Regions from separate parts of the Homo sapiens genome. Here region 1 is linked to region 2. The links are chromatin loops, found by intact Hi-C in ENCODE. Cell type or tissue: mammary epithelial cell. All regions are shown on one strand. Links, peaks and the distances in the headings refer to the core of each region. The heading gives the core; the rest is flanking DNA. Region 1 has its middle 170 kb from the start of TPBG. Region 2 has its middle 33 kb from the start of TPBG.

The links. A loop is a pair of places that touch in the nucleus more often than their neighbours do. Peaks named below come from ENCODE experiments on the same cell type or tissue, not always from the same donor. Only the 100,000 strongest peaks of a DNase experiment are listed, where the experiment ranks them.
Region 1: it touches region 2 in a loop (3-fold over the local background); 3 of 110 quality-filtered maps call a loop at or near these places.

The regions. Positions count from the first base shown.
Region 1 is chr6:82,530,988-82,541,401 of GRCh38, reverse strand. No RefSeq gene overlaps it. Among named protein-coding and RNA genes, the nearest start is that of TPBG, 170 kb to the right of the region's middle. In mammary epithelial cell, for the core only: a CTCF peak has its summit at 6,303; no DNase peak of the experiment used is centred there.
Region 2 is chr6:82,326,081-82,336,494 of GRCh38, reverse strand. No RefSeq gene overlaps it. Among named protein-coding and RNA genes, the nearest start is that of TPBG, 33 kb to the left of the region's middle. In mammary epithelial cell, for the core only: a CTCF peak has its summit at 4,826 (motif pointing left); a DNase peak (open chromatin) is centred at 4,984; H3K27ac peaks cover 523 bases.

The DNA of each region.
Region 1 (10,414 bases), core at 1,655-9,654, 200 kb before region 2:
TCTTTACGTGCGTTTAGGAGCCATTTGTCTATTCATATATTTTTACCATTTTTTCTCTTGGGGTTGAGTCTTTGTCCTCCAGTTTTTTTGTTTGTTTGTTTTCCTGAGACGGAGACTTGCTCTGTTGCCCAGGCTGGAGTGCAGTGGCATGATCTCGGCTCACTGCAATCTCCGCCTCCCAGGTTTAAGCACTTCTCCTGCCTCAGCCTCCGGAGTAGCTGAGATTACAGGCACGCACCACCACGCCCAGCTAATTTTTGTATTTTTAGTAGAGATGGGGTTTCACCATGTTGGCCAGCTGGTCTCAAACTCCTGACCTCGTGAGCCACCCGCCTTGGCCTCCCAAAGTGCTGAGATTACAGGCGTGAGCCAGGGCTCCCAGCCTGCCCTCCAGTTTTTAAGAGCTCTCCTTACATATGAGGTATTTTAGCCCTTTATTGGGATAGGTCTTGCAAATATTTTCTACCAGCTTGTCAGTTGCCTTTTAACTTTGTTTATGATATTTGCCATGTAATTTTAAAGAATTTTTTGTGGAAACATGGATGGAGCTGGAGGCCTTATTCTTAGCAAACTGATGCAGGAACAGAAAACCAAATACCATGTGTGCTTACTTAAAAGTGAGAGCTAACTGATGAGAAAGTACGAACACAAAGAAAGGAACAACAGACACTGAGGCCTAATTGAGGGCGGAAGGTCCAGGAGAGAGAAGAGCAGAAAAAATAACTGTTGTGTACTGGGCTTAATACCTGGGTGATAAAATAATCTGTACAACAAATCCCTGTGACACAAGTTTACCTATGTAACAAACCTGCACATGTGCCCCTGAACTGAAAATAAAAGTTAAAAAATAAGAGAATCGGCCAGGCGAGGTGCCTCACTCCTGTAATCCCAGCGCTTTGGGAGGCTGAGGAGGGCAGATCACCTGAGGTCGGGAGTTCGAGACCTGCCTGACCAACATGGCGAAACCCCATCTCTACTGAAAATACAAAACCAGCTGGGCGTGGTGGGAGGCGCCTGTAATCTCAACTACTTGGGAGTCTGAGGCAGGAGAATTGCTTGAACCTGGGAGGTGGAGGTTGCAGTGAGCCGAGATCATGCCACTGACTCCAGCCCAGGCAACAGAGTGAGACTCCATCTCAAAATAAAATAAAGATAAAATAGTTTTATATAATCAAATTTATGAATATTTTCTTGTATTGCCTCTGACTTTTGAGTCATATTTAGAAAGCCTTTTCCTACACTATGGTTAAAAAAAAGACTTATCCCGCCTGGGTGCGGTGGCTCAAGCCTGTAATCCCAGCACTTTGGGAGGCCAAGGTGGGCAGATCACCTGAATTTGGGAGTTCAAGACCAGCCTGACCAACATGGAGAAACCCCGTCTCTACTAAAAATTGAAAATTAGCCAGGCATGGTGATGGGCGCCTGTAATCCTAGCTACTTTGGAGGCTGAAGCAGGACACCTGAAGTTGGGAGTTCAAGACCAGCCTGACCAACATGGAGAAACCCCGTCTCTACTAAAACTTCAAAATTAGCCAGGCATGGTGACGGGCGCCTGTAATCCTAGCTACTTGGGAGCCTGAAGCAGGAGAATCGCTTGAACCCAGGAGGTAGGGGTTGCAGTGAGCTGAGATCGTGCCATTGCACCCCAGCCTGGGCAACAAGAGGGAAACTCCATCTCAAAAACAAACAACAACAACAAAACAAAAACAAAAACAAAACACGACTCATCCATCTTTTTGCCTGATCTATTTGGAGTTTGTTTATTACTATATACAGAGTGAGATAGGATCTAATTTCATCTTTTTCCAAATGGCATATTTATTTAAAAGTTTATCATTGCTCTGGCTGGGCAGTGGTTCAGGTCTGTAATCCTAGCACTTTGGGAGGCCAAGGTGGGCAGATCACTTGAGGCCAGGAGTTCAAGACCAGCCTGGCCAACAAGGCAAAACCCTGTTTCTACTAAAAATACAAACAATTAGCCCAACATGGTGGTGCACACCTGTAGTCCCAGCTACACAGGAGGCTGAGGGAGGAGAATCACTTGAACCTGGGAGGCAGAGGTTGTGGTAAGCCAAGATTGTGCCATTGCTCTCCAGCCTGTGTAACAGAGTGAGACTCTGTCTCAAAAATAAATAAATAAATGTAAAAATAAAAGTTTATCATTGCTCTAATTATTAAAGATGCACATGTATCATATACTACATTTCCATATGTACTTGGATCTATTTATCTTCTTTTCCTTCAGTCTGTCTATTCATGTACCAGTATCACAATGTTTAAATCATAGAGGCTAGTTTCCTCTGATAGTTTTTCTTTTTCAGTGCTTTTCTGAGTATTCTTGTAATTTGTTTTCCATACGAACTTTAGTATCAACATGTCCAACTCCATGAATCTTGTTAGTATTGTACTGCAACTGCTGTAAATTTATGAGTTAACTTAGAAAGAGTTGATATCTTTATAAGGTTGAGTTGTTTTACCCAAGAACAGGGGAGGTCTTTCCATTTGATCAAATCTACTTTTATGTGTTTCAGGAGAGTGCCATTCGTGTTTTAGTCCAAAGAAGAGACTTATAATGAAAGGTTCAGGAGTCATGGGGCACCACCTTTAAACACAACATGCTGGTGATTGCACCCTCCTTGATATCAATTCAACTAATATTTACTAAGCATTTGTCTACCAGATGGTAGGATCTATGCTAAGACCTGTGGATACAAAAGTAAAACAACTGGTTCCTGCCTAGGAGGTGCTCACAATTTAGTAGGAGGACGTTTATTAAATTGACAGTAGTGATTACTCTTTTAAAGGACAGCCCAGTCTTTTCATGGGGAGAACTAGATTCAGTGTCTGTGAGACGTTAAGGAGGTTGTCAAAACTGGTTGTGTGAAACCTAGCTGGAAATTTGTTTCTCAATGTCATTTATGCATGAAATAACTTTTGCTTACAGCTGAGTCTTACAGAAGATAATTTGAAAGTCTAATTGTAAAGTGTTGAAGCCCTTCTTGTTCTTGCATGTGTATCCAGTGTGATATCAAGTGGAATGTTGTAATTAGTTGACTTCAGCAGCAGCTGGTACTCAGCAAGATTTTCTTCTTAAATCACTTTACTTTCCCATGGTCATTAATAATTTGACTAAAAAGGAAGCAAATCCTTAAGACCTTTATTATGCTTCCTAATTTTTTTCTATCAGTTCTTGCAATGACTAGCACTTTTTCTGTGTGTGATAACAATGTCGAATATTGTGTTTGTATGCTTTCAACAAAATATAATTGTTGCCCAAGTTGAGTGAATCATCACTTTAAAAGTTGTTTTTACTATGGCTCCTTCAAACTTAATTCACATCTTATTTTGAGCTCATGGAGAGTCAAGCAGGATCTTGAAAAAAGGGTGATCCAAGGTAAAATTAATTAACCCTTTCAGGATTGTCAATGTTCCTAGAAAAAGAGATAACTTATTTTCGGACTGTTCTTTGGCCAAATATCTAATATAGAATTTCCAATCTTTCATTCTCTTGCTAGAATAGAATTCTAGTTTTCAAAATGGAACTAAGACAATGATAAGATGCTAATATGGATGCATGCTTATGACTTTAGAATTAGAAGTGTGATTGCAAATACTAGCTAGGAAAAGGAGATGGGGTCAGAGAAGGGAAGAAATCTTATTCTTTTTGATCCTTTCTTATCTCAGCTTGAAAGTAAAAGGAGACTTGTTCACTACAGCTTTTCAAAAAGCAAAGACTGTTTCTTCAGGGAGTCCAAGAGTCCAAGAGAGAAAAATGATGGAATGTGGTCTTAGAAGCTTTTCAGAATGAGAAGCAGGTGGCTATTATTAAAATATGAGCTGAAAGTAACCTTACATGGAACTTACTCACAAGTAACTCCCAGAATTTTACGAGTTTTTTTTTTTTTGGTTAATTTTAAACTTCCTCTTTTCTGCACAGCACTGTAGTCATTCAGTTAAATCAATTCATTCCCAATCCTGCACACTTCCCCACCCCCACTCTGGTCTCTGACCCTTTTCTCTACCCTACTTGTACTTTTCCTCTTTTATTTTCATTCTAAAGTGGATGCTACAAGAGAGCTATGTAGGCTCTAAGTCTTTGTGGCTTTGTGGCTTGTCACTATCCTTAACAATCTGCAAAACTGGTTTTTGTTTTTTTTCTTGGTTATTATATCTAGATCACCTAAAGTTACTGATCACATCAATTAATATCATCAATTTTCCTCCATCAAACGAGCGTATTTATTCCAAAATAATGCTAACACTTAAATAATGACAACATTTTTAGTCAGAAAATTACAAAAACATAGAAAAGCGAGGTGACTGTGTCAAAGAATTATTACATACTGACTGACAAGCTGGAAAATGTGAACTATGGAATGAAATATGAATTTCAGTAGCAGTCAATAGTAACTGCTCCCCACTTGACTTCTGAGAGTGTGAATACAACATTCCCCTCAACCCTCACCCCCAAACCCCCAAACCTAGCAAGGGAAAAAAAAGCTTCTCACCACCATTTTTTGAAATCTTGGCTGAGCTAGTGTTAGTATTTTAACCTCATCCAATGCAATCACATTCATCATTGCATTTCATAGATGAATTCCTGCTCCTTAACAGCCTCTCCATACCTAGCTGCTTCTATTTCATTATATATTAAGATTTGACAATAACTTATTAAAAAGGAAGCATGTCCATATTCACTTGCTACATCACTGCTCTCTTTCCTTCTGTAGTTTGTATTTTTTAAATGCATGTAGAAGAAGAAGAGGGGTTGTTTATAAATTTGGTTTAAAATTGTTATAAAGAGAAGGATTGTTTTAGACTTCTTTCTCCCAGAGATTCAGGATTTGGATTTTATCATGTTTGAACTAAACATAGAACTATACAGTAGTTATAACTGCATGGAACTTACTGGTTCATTGTCTTCCATGGAATTAGAGGTTACTACACCTTTAATCTTAGAACAAGCTTACATTCATTTAATTACTGTAATTCAGGACCAGCCATGCTCAAACTGACAGCACTGCCCATATACCTATCTGAGTTCTAGCCCAGGGGAAAGTAGAAGAGAGAAACACCATTGTGAAATGAACACTTCTTGGCTATGAAAGAAATTACTTCAAAATTTTTCCTAACCCACTCTCTTCCCTCTCCTTCTGGGACTCCAGTTATATTTGACTGTTTGATATTATCTCATTGTTATGGACAGTCTGTTGGTTTTTAAACAATATTCTTCTTATTTCAATTTAGGTAATTTTTATTGACTTGTCTTCAAGTTCACTCATTCATTTTTTTTTTCCTGCAATATCTAATCTGCTGTTAAGCCCATCCAATAAATTTCGACTTCTAATATTGCATTTTAAAGTTTTAGAATTTCCATTTTGTTGTTTCATAGAGTTTCCATTTTTTATAGAAAACCAAGAGAAAAGTCTATTTCTTCATCCATAATATGCATTTTTCTGTAAATTCTTTGGCAAACATAATTATTGTTGTAAAGATTTTGTCTACTGATTTCAATAACTAGGTTATTGGGTCTGTCTTTACTTCCTCTCAATTTTTTCCTGATTATCATGTTTTCCTGCTTCCTCACATTTTATATATGTCCCTCCTCTATTACTACTCTCTCACTGTGAGGAAAGCTGGATGAATAGACTTACTGGATTGAGTTCTTCCAGACTCCAGACTCCTCCTACCCTGTCCTTCAGCCCATTCAGGGAAGGCCTGGCTATTTCTTCTCATTCTCAGAAAGTCTCCCCATCCAGGTGTGGAAGCTGCTGCCATTTTCTGCTCATTTCTCTCTGGAACATAATTTATCAAGGCTTCTTTGCTGCCCTTGCTCTTCACTAATTCCTTAGAAAACAATGGTTTTTATTTTATCTAGGTCTTTTCTTGCAGATACTATGAGAACAAAGGTCTTTTGCATTATTCTACATCCTAACTCAAAGCAGAAGCCTAATCTACTTCTTTAAATCAACATGTAGATGTCCTGGCAAAAGACACAGGACACTGAGGAATATTCATAAAGTCCCCAGAGAATCTGTGGCATCAGTGGTTTCTGGTAAAAAGTTGGGGGTTGGTTGGGGGCAGGGAGATGGATAATGAAATTTCCTGGGAAGATGTCATTTATGATTATATTTTTCAAATGAGATAACAAAGGGAAATATAGGGAGAGAACATGAATAAGCACAGGATCATTAAAGAGTCAGCATCACAAGATTAGAGAGTATGAAGTTACCATGCTATTATAATCACAATAGTTTCCAGCTAGTAGAAAACCTTAGGTAGTCTCAAGTCCAAACTCATCTGATAGATGGCGATAGTTATTTGAGGTTGACTTGATAGACTGAATGTTTCTTTTGCTTTCTCCAATGTCCTAGGAAGCCTGTGACTAAACATCAGCGTTTCTTCATCAGACCTATAATGAAGGCCTCTCCTTCCTTTTTTATTTCTCATAACCAAAAACCCCAGGAAGCATTTATCTTTTTCTGAGTTCTAAATTGGAAATCTTTTTTCAAAAAAATAAAACTTAGACCTTGTAACCTAGGAGAAAAAAATCACACCCTCTCTGCACAATGGAAAACAAGTTTTGTTAAGTGGTGTTATCAACTTTTGATAAAAGATAACACCTCAACTTAGTTTACATGAGGCAGGGCAGGTCTGAAGGATCAAAGGCATTTTGGGATGCATGTGAATCCTGCCAGGTCTGTAGGATAGCATAGGAAAAAATGCGTTAATTAAGAATAGACCTCAAACTCTTCAATGCTGACTCACAGGCTCAGTGACTAGAAATTCATGCTTTGGGCACGTAAAAACTAAAATCAGAACTCATGGTAATTGAACAATATTTCCACAGTCTAAGAATTAAAGTCGCCAATGATTCTTATTAGGATATGGTCCACTGTTAGGTTTCTAATTTGTGCCAGGGCATGTAACCTTGCATTCATATGCAGTGTTTCTCGAAAAGTTCTAGGAGAAGGTGCTTAAGAGTCACCTCATGATCTAACAGGAGATCAATAGTTTATATCCTAAGGGAATTTCATAGTTCCAAACAGCTTAAATATTTCAACCAGAAAAAGCCAAGGAGAGAGAAAAACAGTGCACTAATAATACATGCCCTAGGGAGTAAGCTTAGGATACAAGAGAAAACAGAAAATGTAGGAGGTGTGCACATTTTTAGGAAAAGAACGTCTGAAGGTTGAGTTAATACAAAAGTATAATCTGTGGTTATATCAGCTGTGATAAGAAGACCTGTGCTATTTTTTCAGAAGATAATTTGTTTATTGAATGTGGCCAATGCCTTCTTTAGAATCTATAGAAATATCATACACTAAACTTATATGAACATCCTTTCTCTCACAGGAAAAGGTGATTTAATTATTGAAAGAGATTTTAAAAATGGAAATTAAACTCTTCTGGCTTTAGAGCAGCTCCCAATTGAGATGTTTTGGTAAGGTAACAGAAAAATATCATGATTGCTACATCCAACCATCTCCAAGTTTCTTAGGGACACTTTGTGGTTTCCTAACACAACGCATTAAATGTAAAAACTTTGTTTGCAGACTATTCTTTTATCTTGACTTGTTTTGGCTTCTTTTGTTTTATTTTATCTTGTATCATTCATTTATTATTATTTTTATTATTTTAACTTTAAAAAGTTTTTGTCTTACCTTTTCTCCTAGTGAATGCTCCAGAGGGCATTGGCTATAAGATAGCAGTGAAAAAATTAGAAGATTTTATTCCTTGTAGCTGGGGCCAGCAGGATTTAATGAAAGGGAATTGAAGATTAACAATATTATTGTTTTAAAATATTCAAACTGCCTACAAATTGCACATCATCTGCAACAATGACTTGAGAATATTGTTAGGGAAAGTAATAATTTATGACTCCAGACAAAAACTTGCTTAATATCCCATGGCAATTTACAAAAAATAACATGTTCCTAACATTTTATTTGTGAGTGATCATCCATTCATCCTTAATCATAAGGGTGTCAGAGAAACCAGAAAAAAATAGAAGAATATATCAAAATATTCTTTTAATTTACAGTATTGTTTATATTCAAGCCAGGAACTAAGACAACTTTTCTCTACTGGCCTAGTTTTTCATCTACTTCTGTCACATTTTTGACAGCCATATTTTTAAAAATTGTATGTATATGTGTATTATGTGTGTGTGTCTTCACTCTTCCAAGTCATATTAAATTGAAAGGCTCTATGTCTACCTATCATATCTGTCTACCTCCATGTAAAGGTCATCCCATGATACTACAGGTTCCATTTAAGGCTCTGGTTAAATTCCATTTTCTCCATGAGCTCTACAGCTTTTCCTGACCTTCTATTGATCTTATTTTCCAAAATGCTCACCTGAGAATCATGGGATGCTAAGTATATTGACTTATACTTCTGTGTTACATAATTTTAAACTCCTGTAATATATTTTAACATTTGAGTATCCACATATTTTCTTCTCTAAGAAAGTTTTATGCTCATTTAACACTGTATTCTTTATAGTTTCCTCAGCCCCTTGTACAGTGTCTGCCATAAAGTTGGCCCTCTTTAGCAGAAAAAAATACCAGACCATGTAAATTCTCTGAATTTCTAGCTAGAACACTCTTTTTCATAAGAATTTCTGAGATCCCAAATCTGGAAGACTATGATTCTCTCTCTAATAAAACATATAATGATCTTCAAAAAAAATTAAAAAAATCCATGGTAAACAATTTATGGTAGGTAACAATCCACGGTAGGTAAATAAATAAATAAATAAAACAATCCATGAGAACATTTCTTAGAGGAACAATTGCTCTAGCACTAGCATAGAGCCTTGAAAACTAGAGGAGCTATTGCTAGAGCAATAGTTCCTCTAAGAAATGCCCTCATGTCCTGAAATAAGTCAGCAGTTCCTTGAAAGACAAATGGCTTACTGTTACCACCTTGGTACCCTCAGAAAGTAGCAGAAAGTAGTGCATTGGTAGTCTCTCCGTTGAACCCTAAGAGTGGCAACTACAGGACAGTCTGGCTCCTTCTAGAAGATTAAATGAAAAATGTGTAAAGTCTCCTACATAGCATCAGAAATATAATCTCATATCTGCTTTAGTTTAGTTTATTGTAGTAGTTGGGGTTCTCCAGAGAAATAGAATGAATAGGATGTGTGTGTGTGTGTGTGTGTGTATGTACACACACACACACACACACACACACACATATATAATGATTATAGAGGCTGGCAAGTCCAAGTCTTCAGGGTGTGCCAGCAGGTTGGAGACCCAGGAAAGAGCTGATGTTGCAGTTCAAATCTGAAGGCCCTCTGCTCCAGAATTCTCTCTTGCTCGGGAGAGGTCAATCTTTTGTGCTATTCCGGCTTTCAACTGAAGGCCCACCCACATTTTGGAGGACAATCTGCTTTACTCAAAGTCCACTAAGTTAAATGTAGATCTCATCTAAAAACACCCTTACAGAAACATCCAGAATAATATTCAACCAAATATCTGAGCACGCTGTATCAGCCAAGTCGACACATACAATTTACCATCACATTTAGTTTTTATTTTATTTTAACCCCAGGTACTCCCACACTCTCTTGGCTCAGTGTGAACTTAATCTACCTGAGGGTGGGGACCCTCTGCAACTTATTCATCAGTGTATCCACAGCACCTAGCCCGACAGATGAATAAATCACTGCATACTACTAGCAGCCATTCTCAGCCATCCTCCTTCTTTTCTCCCACTCCCAGTTGCATTTCAGGCAGCATCTGACTTGACAGTAGTCCCCAGTGCCTTCATGTATACCCCACACCACACGTACATGTTGCCTCACTTGCTCATAGGCCACAGAGGCATATATTAAAAGTGGATCATCCTAAATATGCCGTCCATAAGCAAACTGATATCTAATCAGACATTGGCCAAGTAACTTTATCCTACATTGTTACAGAAAGCAGGGATTGTCTTTGTTACTTGGTAAAGTGCCATCTACTTCCCTAAGCACACTTACGCTTCTTTTTGATACCTTGTTTTTTCTTGCTCCTTCCCTTGTTACTTGGCCTTTACACACACACACACACACACACCCCTACCTTTCTTCCTCTCTATTGTCCTTTTTTTCCAAACTTTTCCTTACCTTCATATATTTTCCCAAGAGTGGAATGGAAATAATATTAATGCTAGGATTTGCAGAGCTGTTTGTGAAGCTCTCTTGTCTTCAGGGAGAATTGTCAGCTGTTCTTTTGTCTCCTACCTTCCCTAGGGTGTAACTCACTGCACTGTTCAATGTCACAGGCTTCGGTATCACATTCAGGCTTGTGGTAGTTGTGTTGCTTGTATAAGTGTGAAAATAAATACTGGGATTGGTGCCCAGATAGTTCTGATGAAACAAGGCAGTAGACCTAGAAGCCACTTAAGTGTTCCTTGTTTCTGC
Region 2 (10,414 bases), core at 1,275-9,274:
GACTATTTGAAATAGGCATTTACATTTATAATGATAAACCTTAACCTACCTTGAGTTTGTGCCTTGAGATGCTAGTTAATGATAATATGATACCATCACAATTGACAAAAACTTAAACTATAGTATTTGCTTCATCTTTATTTCATTCTTTTTATATTTCTGCGTTTCATGATGTAATATATTAGTAAAGTGGTACATCTACTAATTTATACATTTGTGAATAATTTATAAATTTGCCATGCAGAGCCTTACCAAATGGAGGTACTTGCAAAGGTTTCTCCACTAATAAGTCTATGATTAAAAATCTTTAGGACCATTGTGTGAAGAATAATAGGCTTTGTAACTCTCTATCAGAGGTCACCACATTGAAATCCCTAATTTTAAAGATGAGAAAAGTGAGCTCCAGATAGTTTAAATAGCTTGTCCAAGATCACACTTCTGATTGATGGTAGAACTAAGTTATAATGCAGGTTTTCTGACACCCATTTTAAAAACCTCCACTCTACCACAGAGTGTAAGACATCTGACATTGTGTTTATCATGATTTGGAGGGCACATTTGTCTTTGGCACACATTCTCTGCTTGTCTGCTCTCATGACCCACATTGACTCTCAGTGTCTCTGCATGCTTGACCCCTTTATGTTTGCTGACTTTAATTCCTCCATGTGGACGTCTCTTTGACCATCTACTCGCCTTGTCCTATATGGCAGCTCCAAATTATGTTTTGTCCTGCCTTACAGCCTTATCTTTTCAACTCAATACTGCTCATGGTCCAAAATGACAGGGCTAATATTCTCCAAGTGGTCCAGATCCTACTCCAGAAGCCTATTTGGCTTCAAGCTATAGGAGCCATGCTGGTTGCATCTCACATACCACTGGATCAGTAGACAATTAACTCTTCAGTTTCTCCTCAAACTCTAAGTTAATTTTGATTCTGAAGTGCTCTAGAATTAGATGAGGGGTTGGATGAGGCAGAGAAATGAACTTAGTTCCAGATTCACATCTATAAGTTTGTGAATTTAGTTATCTACTATATTTTTATAGCTATAATGGAAAAACTAATTAGAACTTGAGTGTAATACATAGAAGTAGATCAAAAGGAAACACAAGGAAGTGCAGTGGTTAAGAGCATGGATTTAAAGTCAAACTGCCTGCAGTCTAATTCTAGCACTGCTGGCACTGCCATTTATTAGCAGCATAAATTTGGGCAAGTAAGGTCACTTCTGTATGACTGTCTCCCCATTTATAAAATCTGAATAATAACTTCATCTACTTTGGAAGATTGTGACGATTAAATTAGGTAATATAGCTAAAGCATTTAGAATAATGTCTCATAAATAGCAAACACCATGTAAGTATTAGAAGATAGAGGATCTTCACAAAACATAACTGTTATATAGATATTCATCTATTGAATTGACAAATGTCTGATGGTCTGTTTCTGTATACAAAATTGTGTTAGGTGTTATAGGGAGTACAATAAAATGCAGTACATAATACTAGATCCCAGAAGGGAAGAGGTAAGATGAGAGTCTGAGCTAAAGCAGCAGAAGTGATAATGAAGATGCATGGATAAATTTATAAATTAGAAAACACAGGTGGGCACGGTGGCTCACAACTTAATCCCAGCACTTTGGGAGGCCAAGGTGGGTGTATCACCTGAGGTCAGGAGTTCGAGACCAGCCTGGCCAACATGACAAAACCCCGTTTCTACTAAAAATACAAAACTAGCCATATGTGGTGGCACATGCCTGTAGTCCCAGCTACTTCTGAAGCTGAGGCAGGAGAATTGCTTGAACCTGGGAGGCAGAGGTTGCAGTGAGCCAAGATCACACTACTGCACTCCAGCCTGGGCTACAAAAGCGAAACTCTGTCTCAAAAAAAAAAAAAAGAAAAGAAAACGTAAGACATGATGACTGATTAAATGTGGAAATGAAAGGAAAAGGGACATAAAAAACGTCTCTTACTCCATCTATTAGCTTGTATGTTTATATAAAATATATTGTAGAATGAGGGAGGAAATGCAGAGAAATAGACTTCGAATGAAAGATAATGAGGTTGATTTGGATATTTCTAGGTTGTGGTACCTATAAAAGTAGAGATAAATCTGGAGCTCAGGAGAAAGGGATCCTGGAATTAGAGTTGAGATCATTGTAGAGGCCATAGGAGTCACTGAAATCACTCAGAGAAGACATTCAGAGGGCAAAAGAAATTTAGATCATACCAACATTTAAGAGACAATTTAAGAGGCTAACTCAACAAAGCCAGAAAGAATAGTTAGAAATGTAGAGACACCAAAAGAGTATAATATTGTGGAAATAAAAGCTGGAAGAAGGTCCCAGATGCCCAATTGTGACTGAAGCTGGGAGATTGAATATGATGAAGAGTAGAGATAGATCCTTGTATTTCAAGATTCAGTGATTGAGTTACAGTAAGTTGGTAGATACATTGTGGATAATGGCAATGACTTAGATGTCACCTATAGGACAAAACTGGAGTTTCTGTGGTTGCCACCTACTCACTGACTTGCTGAGCAAACTACTCATACTGTTTAAGCCTCAGCGTTTTCATCTGTATAAACAAAGCTACTAATGATACCTACTTTATTTGATTCCTGGAAAAAATGTAAGCTGCACAGTGCCTGGTACACATTATTCACTCAACAAATATGGCCTATTACATATAATGGTATTATTATAGTTGATTGATGAGAAAATGATAGGTTAGGACGTGGAGTCTATGAGGAAAGGAAGCAAAGACATAAAGCATTCACTTGAGTAGAAAACAGTGTCCAAGGAAAGATATATATGTGGTAGAGAGAGGCTTGAACATGTTTTTTAGGCAGAGAAGAAGGAGTCAGTAACTTAATAAAAATAATACTGTTATTGAAAAAGGAGGCTTCTTTATTTAGAGAAAATTTTTTCGTAAAGGAAAAATTTCACAACGAGATAATATGACAAGTTCAATAAATCAATAACAGAGTAATATTTGGATTGAAACATCTTTGAGTGAATCTAATTTATGAAAACACCTACACTTTGTTGGCTGTTCTCAAGAAAAGTGAATGCTTCTTCCATGAGGTGCTTTCAATTTATAATTTTTTATTGCTTGTGAAATGAAAGCTAATTCTTGAAAAATGTAGCCAAGAGTCCAGGCAGGTTTACCTAGATGGGATATCAGCTCTTTCTAACAGTTTTTCTAGTCATGTGAGAATCAGAAAGGCATGTGTGTGTGTGGCAGTGGAGGGGTGAGGGGTTTGTGGGGAGAGAGAGAGAACAAGGCAGGCAGTCAATCTTTCAGACAAATCTCAAGCTACCAGTAGGGTACAATGGAAAACACTGATTCCTGTTGGCCTTAAAATATTCAGCAAAGTTAAATATCCTTTTCCTGCAATTAAAATAGCTTATATCAAAAAGACAGGTAATAATAGATGCTGCTGAGGATGTGGAGAAAGGGGAATCCTAATCCACTGCTGATTGGAATGCAAATTAGGACAGCCACTTATAGAGAACAGTATGGAGGTTCCTCAAAAAAATAAAAATAGAATTACCATATGATCCAGCAATGTCACTACTGCGTATATATCCAAAAGAAAGGAAATCAATATATCAAAGGAGATCTGCATCCTCATGTTTATTGCAGCACTATTCACAATGGCCAAAATATGGAATCAACTTAAGTGCCCATCAACGATGAATGGATAAAGAAAATGTGGTATGTATACACCATGGAATATTATTCAGCCATAAGAAAGAATGAAATTTTGTCATTTGTAGCAACATGAATAGAACTGGAGGCCATTATGTTAAGTGAAATAAGCCAAGCACAGAAAGACAAATATAGCACATTCTCACTCACAGGCGGAAGCTTAAAAAGTGGATTTCCTGAAGATAGGAAGTAGACTGGCAGTTACCAGAGACTGGAAAGGGGAGGGGATAGAGAAGAAGAAGGGAGAAGGGGGAAAAAGAATATAAACGTATTTATTACCACTGAACTATAGACTTAAAAATGGTAAAGATAAGCCGGGTGCGGTGGCTCACGCCTGTAATCCCAGCACTTTGGGAGGCCGAGGTGGGCGGATCACGACTTCAAGAGATTGAGACCATCCTGGCCAACGTGGTGAAACCCCATCTCTACCAAAAACACAAAAATTAGTTGCATGTGGTGGTGTGTGCCTGCAATCCCAGCTACTTGGGAAGCTGAGGTAGGAGAATCACTTGAACCTGGGAGGCGGAGGTTGCAGTGAGCCGAGATCCCGCCACTGCACACTCCAGCCAGGGCGACAAGAGCGAAACTCTGTCTAAAAAAAAAAAAAAAAGAAAGAAAGAAAAGTAAAAATAGTAAATTGTGTATGTATATTTTATCTCAATAAAAAAAAAAAAAGAAAGATTCCTTTTAAAAAAAAGTAGCCCCTACCAGAGTACATGGAGATCAGCAGCCCCACAATGGCCACAGAAATGAGAAAAAGGGAAAATGGCTGGAAAGTACAGAATACTTTCAGTAAGTAACTTGGTTCAGAAAACAGCCACTCCCAACATTATGTTTTAAAGAGGTGTGATGAACCATTTTGACTGCCAGATATCATTTTGAGCTTTGCCAAATTAATCCTTATGCTTGTCAAACTGAAAGTTTAGAAAAATGTAACAGCTACTTCTTCACGATTTTGCCTAAGAGTTGAGCCTGCAGGCCAATGAAGAAGGTCCTTTTAGCTCAATCTCTATACCCCTCCAATCCCTGGACTTCCTCCCTCAAAGGCTCCGGGCTCAGTCAGTAGAAAGAGAAGAAGACTGAGTGAAATGCATGTCACTGGACTTACTTTGCCCTCTTATGGCAAAGGCTGAGCACAGCTCATTTCTGTGAAACTTCTCTGTTGAATTCACACTTTCTTCCTGGCCATCCGTTGTCAGCAGGAAAAGAATCTAATGGGCCAATTCACACAGAGTTGCTGATGACTGAAAATGGTTGATTATGAAATCCCTTCAGGCTATTTACATTTGTGGGAGAGAATTCACAAAAGCACTGACTCTGAAGGTAGGAATTTTAAGTACCTAGGAATGATCTAGGAGAGATGTATGAAGACTTAGAACTCTTCCTAGCACTTCACCAATTTTATCATATAAACAACAGCATATTCTTAACTCTGACAATTCTTGGCAGGCTAGAGGGCTGAGGATACTAAGAATAATAATCATGTGACCAGGGTCCCAATTCTAAACCCTGCCTAGAAAAGAAAAGTCTTCATGACCCAAGAAAACAAATTACCTCCTTCTTTTGTGCAGCCCTCATCATGGACTTGCTGTGACAATTAAATAGATCTTGTACTGATTTTTTTCAATCCATTGGTTAAAAATGTATTCCCAACAGTTATTCTAATCTGAAAAGAGAAGAAAGAGGGAAAAAGTGGTTCATGGAAACTGTACTCTAAAGTAAATGCTCAGGCCATTTTAGGAAATAAAAAAATTTCACTGATGAAACATTTAGTCTAAAACAACACTGAATAAATATTTATTAGGTTGTATCATTTGTAGGAAAGATACTATACTGTTGTGGGCAAATATAAAGGAGAAGACTAATAAATTACTATGTAGTGAAACATAGTAAACATAAATATGAGAAGCAGGTCTATAACCCAGAACAAGTGTTTGTGGATAGGATGTGGATGAAAGGCATAATAAAGTTATCAAACATTGCTTTACACCAAAGACAATAGCAAATCCCTGTCTTTATGTAGGGAAATTGCTTTCACAAACTTTTTAAAAATTTGATCCTTATAACCACCCTAAGATGTTAGGTAATAGAACATTAGAAATTCAACTGCAGCAGAGATCCGGAGAGAACAGAGGCTTATCTAAAAGGTTACATAGCCGGCAAACAATTTTGGGGAGGGATGGGAGAGGAGACAAGACAAAGTCATCCTACTTAGCATAATTATTGGCTGGCACACAATTTTACTATACCCTCTGTGGAAACTTAGGGTTACTCAAGTCTCAATAATTCTTCACTTGTTCACATGCAAAGCATCTTATTTCAATTTGATTATTCACTACCCCTAGGTATTTAGCTCAAGATAGTCTCACTCATGTGAATTGACACATGTACAAATTTGCTCACTTTCTGCATTGTTTTTAATGACAAAAGTTTAAAAATCACATAAATGTCCATAACTTATTTTATCCAGTAGATAAGTTATGGCCCAACCATACAATAGAGTACTGTGCAGCTGTCAAATAGAATGAAACACTTCTCTATTAATATGGAAAGATCTCTGTATTCACTTCCTAAGGCTGCTGAAACAAAATCCCACAAACTGTGTGGGTTAAGATAATAGAAGTTTATTGTATTACAGTTCTGAAGGCTAGAAGTGATACTGGTGGCGAATCCATATGGGTCTGCTGCAACCTCAATTTTTGCCTCCTCAGAAGAAAGAATTCGACTGAGGGGCATAAGGCAGAAGGAGAGACCAAGACACATTTTAGAGCAGGAGTGAAAGTTTATTAAAGAGCTTTAGAGCAGGAACAAAAGAGAGAGTACACTTGGAAGAGGGCCAAGTGGGCGACTTGAAAGACAAGTGTGTGTTTTGACCTTTTGACTTGGGGTTTTATAAATTGGCATGCTTCTGGAGTTTTGTGTCCCTTCTTCCCTGATTCCTCCTTTGGGATGGGCTGTCCTCATGCACAGTGGTCTGCTAGCAGTCGGGAGGTGAACATGCTCATTTGAGGCATTCTTCCCTTACTGGTGGCATGTCCCTGGAAGGTCATATACCAGTTAAACTTCGCCATTTTGCCTCTTAATGTGCATGCTTGAACCTACTTGCCCGACTCCTGATACATACCAGGAAGCTGCTGATCACCAGTTTCAGGTTTTTTCTATGCATAAGGAGACTGCCTTTCCCTGGCACTGGCTGTAACCAATTATTATTTTAGAGAGACAGTTAACAACTGCCTGATCATCACCTGATGGTTGTCTGACATTCATGGTGGTGGGGGGCCCTTTCCTGCCCTTCTCATGCCTGACTAGCTACCTACTGTAACAGAAGTCCCAAATCACGGTGTTGGTAGTGCCATGCTCCCTCTGAAACCTGTAGGTGAGAATCCTTCCTTGCCTCTTCCTAGCTTCTGGTAATTTGCCAGCAAGCCTTGGGGTTCCTTGGCCTGCAGTTGCATGACTCCAATCTCCACCTCTGTTGTTACATGGCATTCCTCCTCTATGTCTCTGTCTCTTCTTATAAGGACACTAGTCACATTGGACTGAAGGCCCGTCCTACTCCAGTATGACCTCATCTTAACTAATTACATTTGCAACAAACTTATTTCCAATAAGGTCACTTTCTGAGGTATTAGAGGTTAGGACTCCAAGATACTTTTTGGGGGGATACAATTCAATCTATAACAATCTCTAAGATAAATTATGTAAAACAACAACAACATGCAGAGCAGAGTAGATGGCATGATACGTTTGTGTAAAAGAAATATACACACAAATATTACACAAATGTTTGTAAACTCATTAGAGTATCTCCAGAACAATTCATAAAATGCCAGTGGCCTTCATGCAGGAGAACTTTGTAGCTGGCAGAAACAGGAGAGAAGAATTATACTTCTTAGTTATTGCTTTTTTTGTACTTTTTGAATTCTGTGTTAACTATTTTTAAAAATTCCCTTCCACAACTATTCTTCAGTTACTGTGAATCTATTTAACATCCAATTCCCTCAAATATTAGGAGAAGGTATTGAGATCATTTTTTTCTGGGCTGCTCTGGCAAGATTAATCAGAAAGGGAATTCACTCGGTTTAATGCCAATCTGAAATATTAAGTAGAGAGAGAAAAACCAGAACCAAGATGAGATAATGGGCTCAGAAACTGTGTGACCAGAATCCAAAGCTAAGCAAACACATATGACAGAAGTTGAGTTCAAATTCTCCAGCAGAATAATTATGGATGTGAGGGCCAGGATCAGAAATAGCAAGGCAAGTCACACACACAGTGGTGTCTTAGTGGGCAGTATTTTCTAACCCTGCCAGTCCTAAGAATCATCTTTTCCGCATACTCTGCTTCCATCAGTCTGAGGCCTTGGCCACAAAATCTGAATGTTTAATATGTGCAGAGAGAAAGTTTGGCAAACACTAAAGATTAGAGAGAGAACAGAGGGAGGAGAGAGACTTAATGACTATCTTTGGTGTTACCTCTTTATCTATCTGATTCTGCCTTAAAATTAACCCTGATCCTAAGGTATAAGCAAGCTCTTCAGCTCAGGACTATTTGGGGTGACCTAGCTTTTGCCTCACCATCCCACTGTTATCCTTTATTCATCCCTGCTTCTCCCCAATAACTCTAATATTAAAATTTCTCTGACATGAGCTTTTCATTTCCTCCTGTATTATTTACATCCTCAAGGAAGATGGTCAAACTGATATTCCTAAGGGTTTCAAGTGAGAGTAAGCATAAGAGATCAGGATCTAGAATGGAATTGATAATGGAAGAACTACAATTACCCTTCAGGATTAAAATTAGGTCTTTCATAGGATGAAAATTAGGTCTTTCAACAGAATTAGAAAACATGCTGTTGATTAAAAAAATTTTCAAACTATATCTTGATGTAATTTGTTTTGTAAGGAGTTAATAGTGTGCTGCTTAAATAGGACTGGTAGTACAATAAATTTGGAAAATACTAATAATTATTCCCTCTTTAAAGACTCACTGTGAATATTGTAGTTAAGGCTCTAAGAAGTCTTGATGTAAAAAAAACTGTTTGATTTCATTGAACTCAGAGTTTAGAAAACTTACTTGACTACATATCTCTTTTTTACACTGTACTTATTGAAGTTTTCTTGCAAATCTGCGGTTCCAAGAAGCATAGTGGATGAAATAGGACTATTTCTTGGCACATTTATATATTTAACAAACATTATCAAACATTATCTAGAAGAATAAACTAGGCAAAATTTTTTTCCACAAAACATAGGGAATTTTTTTTACAAGCTCCTTTACTAACATGCATTATTTTGTAATTTTGTTTTTAAAAAATATAGACATTTTCTTGAATATTCTTCTTTCTAAAATATGATTAATATGAGAACACACTAGATTGTTGATCTAGTAAGTGTTGGTTTATTGCCTAAAAAGAAACACCATATTATCAACAGAGTATATAGACAACCTACAGAGAGAAAATATTGAGAAACTATATATATCTGACAAAGAACTAATTCTAGAATCTATAAGGAACTGAAACAAATTAACAAGAAAAAAAATCCTTTAAAAAGTGGATAAATGACATGTGTAGACATTTCTCGAAAGAAGATATAGAAATGGCCAAGAAACATGAACAAATGCTCAACAACACTAGTCATCAGGAAAATGCAAATTAAAGCCACAATGAGATACTACTTTACCCCAGTCAGAATGGCCATTACTAAGAAGACAAAAAACAATAGATATCAATGTGGGTGCAGTGAAAAGGGAATGCTTTTCTACTATTGGTGGGGATGTAAATTAGTACAACCACTATGGAAAACAGTAGAGAGATTTCTCAAAGAACTAAAAGCAGACCTACCATTCAATCCAGCAATCTCACTATTGGGTGTCTACTTAAAGGAAAAGAAGTCATTATATCAAAAAGACGCTTGCAACTCATATGTTTCTTGCAACACAATTCACAATTGCAAAGATTAAAAAATCAACCTAAGTGCCCATTGACACACACACACACACACCCCATAGAATACTACTCAGCCATAAAAAAGAGTGAAATAAAGTCTTTTGCAGCAACTTGGAAGAACTGGAGGCGATTATCCTAAGTGAAGTAACTTAGGAATGTAAAACGAAAAACAGAATGTTTGCACTTGTAAGTGGGAGCTAACCTATGGGTACACAAAGGCATACAGAGTGCCACAATGGACATTGGAGACTCAGAAGAAAGGAGGGTGGGAAAGGAGTCTGGGATGAAAAATTACCTACTGGGTACAATGTACACTACTCAGGTGATGACTACACTAAGAGCCCAGACTTCACCACTATACAATTCATCCATATAATTAAAACCACATGTACCCCTTAAGCTATTGATATTAAAAACAAAAGAACAAAAAACAACAGTTTATGAGAATATTGAAGTACAGTATATATTTCTTAAATATGTAGTACAACAAATGCTGAGTTGTATAATAAATTCATCTAAGTGGCAATAAAATATTGGATTTAATGACAAACATAAAAATATTCAAAGATAGAATGAGACTTCTGATTAAACATGGCAAACTGAACCTGTTTGTTTAGTTCTGTGCTCTCCTAAAACCCCCACTTAAATGGCAGCAAAGGAATAAAACCACTGTGAGAACAAAGAGAACAGGGTGGGGAATAACAGCAGCTAAGAGATAGCCACACATTTTAGATGGTGGGAAATAATTAATGAGTG